Linked DNA regions of Homo sapiens: region 1 is linked to region 2. The links are chromatin loops, found by intact Hi-C in ENCODE. Cell type or tissue: GM12878. All regions are shown on one strand. Links, peaks and the distances in the headings refer to the core of each region. The heading gives the core; the rest is flanking DNA.

Region 1 (2,924 bases), core at 141-2,640, 63 kb after region 2:
TCTATGTTCCCCACAATATACAGTCAGAATGCATTAAGATACAAGTGTGAACAATGAAACTTAGGACCATGAAGATGGTGGTCAGTAGGAAAATCAGAAAGCAAGATGCCATGCCTAGAATCAGCAAAAAACGAAAGCTAACACCCTCTTATCCATGCTCCCTACGAAGTACAAAATCTTAAAGGAGGACCACTAGGATGTTGTTCTGAAAGATACATGATCATCACTTGAAATAAACAAGTTAATCCATGAATTATCTTATCTACTCCAATTGGATATATCACTCCCCCGACCACACCTACATGGGAATGACTGCTATATATACCCTGTCTCTGTGCTTACCTAAGCGTCATCTAACTTCTGCAATTAATGCAGCTTCCAGCCTCAAAATCTGGCTCCTACTCAAAATGTGCAAAGGTCCAATCCCTACCCTTCATAGCAAAATTATCTGGTATCAGTGGTTGTAAAATAAAACAATTTTCATGGGACTTATCTATGTTAAAAACATTATTCATCTTTTAAAGATGTCAGCTCTGGAAACCTTTGAAGTTCATCATTTATCTTCATGTGATATTTCCAATCACTTAAGGAATAAGTAGAAATGTATTGATCACTTATATGCCAAGCATTCCATGAAGAGCTAAGAGGAACTACAATAAAAGAAAGTACTATTTCTGCTCTCAACAAGCTTGCGGTCTATTAAGAAAAACATAAGTTACACAAGATACATTGGACAACGCAGTATTTGCAGTACTTATAAGTCAGGGGAATATATAATTTAATACTGTATTGTAAAGAGGTCACTCTTATACACTAAGAAGAGGGTAAGGCCCTGTGGACCACAGGCAGAGTTGTCTAATGGAAAACATACTGAAGTCAGAACCTAAGTTCAAGTCCTGACAGCATTATTTTCTAGTTGAGTGGCCTTGGCAACCTCTTTGAGCCTTTAAACTAGATGGCTTTGCCCCCTTCCTGCCATAAAACTCGACAACTCTCTATATCTCATCTTGAGATACAATGAAGGCAGAATAAACTTTGTATAAATAAAGAGGAACAAAAGGGCATTCAAGACAGGAACAGTGTGAATCAGAAGGAAAGTGGTAAATTGCATGTAGTGAGGAAGACCCTGAGGGGATGACAGCAATGCCTTATGGATTCAAAGTTAACAAAAATAGACTGTGACCAAGACCAGGACTTTCATTTCCCATTTCTTCCAACCCAGAGCCTTTCATTAATACTATCAGATCAAGACATCAGAGCCCCTACCCATTCACTCCTAGACAGCCATCCAGAATGGCAACAAGTAGAATTCAGAAGGCTTCTGATCTGAGAACTTTAGTTTGGCCAAGAATCGTTTTGTTGCCTATAAAAGAAACCCACTTTTTAAGTAAAAAGGGTTTATCAAAATAACACAAGAGGATCCTATGAGGTCCAATTGTAGATTACTATAGCCAGGCCTTATGGGACCTGGAAGGTCATCAGGTACCTATTCACTCCATCTAACTCTCTGAACCACATGGCTTCTTTCTGCACATACATCTGCTTCATTCTTTTCTTCCTGTATACCAGCTTGGCCATTCTTGCCCTATACATAACATGGCCATTGCATGGACTCTGTCCCTACCTCTTCATGAGTATAGTGTCTCTGTGCCCTAGTTAGTTTTTGTGACACATTTTAAATTATAGGGAGAACTCTTCATTGACCACCAGCCAGCTGATGGAGCTATATGTTTTCTAAAATTCCTCCACTTATCAGAGGCCAATAGAACTTGTAGTACTCAGTTCTGTCCTTTCAGGACTCTAAGTTGAATAGATTAAACTAGATATTAAATAGAAGAATTTACTTACAGCAAGCAAATCAACCACAGCCTTTGCTACAGGCTACTAGGACAGCTTAGATATCTTATGGATTCAAAAGATGCGTGAACTAACCATTTATGACATAGCTTTTAGAAGAAAAAATGCTCCAAGTCACAAATTGCAACAAATTTTTGGAGCAGAATCTACTTTTAAATTGGGGGCTATCCAACATGTTTAGTTGGTAGACACTGTGTGAACAAACATGTTGGTTTAGTTGGTAGACACTGTATGAAGAAACTGGTCAGACTGTGTCTCAACTTGATTCTACAAGGTTATACTTGCATACCACAAAATCTCTAACACACTTTAACACAAACACATGCCCTTTATGTGGAGAATAAAGGCCAATCACTTAGAAAATAATTTAAGAATGTTAGATGACTGGCTTAGAACATCAGTCCCCACTCTTTTTGATACCAGGGACCGGTTTCATGGAAGACAATTTTTACACGGACCAGGGTGGGGGAATGGTTTCAGGATCATTCAAGCACATTACATTTATTGTATACTTTATTTCTATTATTATTACATTGTAACATATAATGAAATAATTATGAAACTCACCAGAATGTAAATCAGTGAGAACCCTAAGCCTGTTTTCCTGCAGCTAGACAGTCCCATCTGGGGGTGATGGAAGATAGTGACAGATCATCAGCCACTAAATTCTCATAAGGAGTGCTCAACTTATACCCTTTGCATGTGCAGTTCACAATAGGGTTCATGCTTCTTTGAGAATCGAATGCTGCCATTGATCTGACAGGAGGTGGAGCTCAGATGGTAATGCAAGTGATGGGGAGCGGCTATAAATACAGATGAAGCTTCACTTGCTCACCCGCTGCTCAATTCCCGCTGTGTGGCCCAGTTCCCAACAGGCCATGTACTGATGCTGGTCCATGATCTGGGGGTTGGGAACCCCCAATTTAGAAGAAAGTGGGGTGGCCAATCTCCCTCCATGCCATTAGAGAGAACTTCAAAAGGAGGTAACAAACTTTCGTTTGATGTCAATCACATGTCACAAACTGTACCAAGTGTTGGACATGCATTTTCTTCCTTAATCCTCATAA
Region 2 (2,924 bases), core at 281-2,780:
GGAGGATGGGCTCAGATCATAAAAGGCCTTGAATGTCTTCCTAAGAAGTTTATTTTTGTCCAGTAAGCAATGGAACCATGGAAATATTTCCTTAAAAAATGATTCTGTCTGCAGGGTTGAAAAATGTCTCAGAAGAGAAGCAGTTACTGAAGATAAGACAATCAGCTAGACATTTACAAGGATCCAGAAGCAAGGTGATAAGTCTGAACCAGAGAGATGGAAATGGATTCAAGAGACATTATTGGATAAGAGTTGACAACATTTGTTGACAGAATGGATATATACTTCTGTGCTTTCACCATACATGCTTTGGGTGTACAAAATGTGCATAAGCTCTCTAAATGCATGAGCAAGGACACATAATTCAATGAATAGATCACCAACGATTACAAATAAACAGCATTAAGGTGCTAGGGGAAGAAAAATCTCTTCTGGATTCTGAGTCAGCAGTGCATGGGCTGGGGTTCTAGCACCGCTGCTTAGTAACTCTGTGGACATCAGACAAGTCCCTTCTCCTCTCTGAGTCTCTCTTGTCTCTCAAATGGAGGGGCTGGCTGAGATGATTTAACTCCAAGGCCCCCTCCAGCTGTCACACTCTGTGAGTCAAACACTTGTGATAAGGGGCCATCAACGCTGGCCTTTCCCAAGCTGAGTCACCTCTGAAGCAGGGATTATTCTGGGGGCTGACCAAGAAATGTGCATCCAGTCACTGCAGTGACATCCCCAGTTTTATTCTCCAGAGTTAGGGTCCAGTAGGTCTGATCTGAGGCTGGGGCAGCTCCTTGATTACTCGTTCTTCTCCAAGCTTCTGCACCTCAAGTGCTCACCCAGATGGGGGGCCATAAGACCCTGCCTGGGCTTCTACAGAAGAAAGAGCCCTCTCCCATAGGCATTCAGGTCTCTGGATTTCTCAGAGTCTGTTTTTCCTGTTTGTGTTAATTTTCACAGCCAGTTATCCTATTTACATTTTTCTAAAGCTGTTCACAGGACTTGTTGTCAGTTATCCTATTTACATTGTTTTAAAGCTGTTCACAGGACTTGTCAGTTATCCTATTTACATTGTTCTAAAGCTGTTTACAGGACTTGTCCACAAGAATTCAACGTTCTTAAGTGGCTTTCGCTGACTTCCTCTTCCCCAAGCACAGCTGGGAATCCCCTTCCCTCAGACAGCAGCAAGCCTTCCTTCTCAGGTCACCAATGCAGGGCTCCATCTCTGCCTATTTCTAGTCACCTAACTCATAGTGAGCACCCACTGTGCGTCATTGAGCACTTCTGCAAGTCAAGGGTTTCATGCAGCCACTCCACCAGGTGGATGTGACTTCCCCATTTTAATGATGTGGAAAGTGAGGTTTGGTGAAGAAAATGTGCCTTATCAAAGGCTGAGCTTCTAGGATGTGGCCAAGCCAGGATTCAAACTGAGGTCTGTCTGAGTTCCGGTCTGCTGCATTCTCCTTCCTGTGACCAGAGTTAAGCTCTATTAAATGACAGACTGCACAAATATGAACTATCTGCAAAGCCTCCAAGCAGATCTGCCATCCTTTTCTACCCAAGGAAGACATAGTCCAGGTTTACTTTAGGCCAAGATACCAAAAGAGGAAACAGGCCATAACTCCCCTAACCAAGTGCACTCATGTTAGACATCAGATTCTTTCCAATGTTTCCTGATAAATGTGTAATTTACTGCTATCAGTTGGTATTGTATAGCAATTAAAATGAAGAAACCCTGTGAATCAGTTTGCCTGGCCTTGAATTCCCTTTATAATATAGTAGCCAAGTAACCTTGGCCAAATTACTGAGACTCTCTAAGCCTCAGCTTCCCATGTATAAATGGGGATGAGAATAATACTTACCTCATAGTGTTATGAGGAGCAAATAAGATGATGCATGGAAAGCACTTAAAACAGACTCTGGCATATGGTGTGAGCTCGATAAATCCCAGCTATTATTATTATCATAATATCTGTGCATAAATCTATCTGCAACTCTAATTGTTTTCTTAGGACAGATTCCAACAAGTAAAATCACTGTATCAAAGGGTGGCTCCTCATACATAGTGCTTAATTATCCTCCAGAAATTTTAGAGCGATTTATATACCCAATAGCAGAGCCTGCAGGAGTAAATGCAACATCCTTCATAGCAATAGACTCAAAAGATATATCAAATGCAGATGACTGTGATACTACAAAAGATGTTTGAATATCCTGCGGTTTTCATGTATATGGGTATAAACTTTCTCTTTTTAATGCCCTTTCAGTCATGGAAAGAACCAAGGCCCTGCTGGTCATCCCAAAGGCCTTTGATTTAAGAGAAAAGAGTTCAATTCCAGGTTCTTATGAGCTGTGAGATTTTAAGCTGGTTCATTCCTCTCTTGTTGCTCAAAAAAAAAAAGTTTTTTTTAAACAGGAATTATATATGGGCAGTATCTTCCTGTCATACTTGTTGTACCTACATATGCAGAGTAAATGTGACTATCCCTGGTGATAATAACTGTCAATATTTTTCTTTTTACATTTTTCTATTAATGCATTGCAATTGTGATTGTTCATATTATTATAGATATTTATTAATATAGCTATTCATATGCTCATGTCCAGTGTAGTTCAACTCCAACTCTACCAAAATCTTGCCATGTGACCAAGGGTTAGTGACTTCACCATTTTGGGTCTCTTTTTTTAATAACATTGAGGGGCTTGATCCAGATGATCTCCAGTGTCCATGTTTCTCTCATCTTGCCTTTCCATTTTTCAGGGTTTCTCAACTTCAACACTACTGACATGATCTGATTCAGATAATTCTGTTTTGTGCTGAAGGGAATGGGGTGGGGTGTGGCTGTCCTGAGCACTGCAGGAGTTTTAGCTGCATCCCTGGTCTCTACTACCCACAGGCGTCCGGCCCAAGTTGTGACAACTGAAAATACCTTCAG

Evidence for each region. Peaks named below come from ENCODE experiments on the same cell type or tissue, not always from the same donor. Only the 100,000 strongest peaks of a DNase experiment are listed, where the experiment ranks them.
Region 1: a loop joins it to region 2, with 5 times the contacts of the local background. A loop is called at or near these places in 2 of 110 quality-filtered maps.

The regions. Positions count from the first base shown.
Region 1 is chr9:106,815,570-106,818,493 of GRCh38, forward strand. No RefSeq gene overlaps it. Among named protein-coding and RNA genes, the nearest start is that of ZNF462, 46 kb to the right of the region's middle. In GM12878, for the core only: no CTCF peak of the experiment used is centred there; a DNase peak (open chromatin) is centred at 1,122.
Region 2 is chr9:106,752,174-106,755,097 of GRCh38, forward strand. No RefSeq gene overlaps it. Among named protein-coding and RNA genes, the nearest start is that of ZNF462, 110 kb to the right of the region's middle. RefSeq lists an enhancer at 983-1,192. In GM12878, for the core only: no CTCF peak of the experiment used is centred there; a DNase peak (open chromatin) is centred at 1,288; H3K4me3 peaks cover 257 bases; H3K27ac peaks cover 896 bases.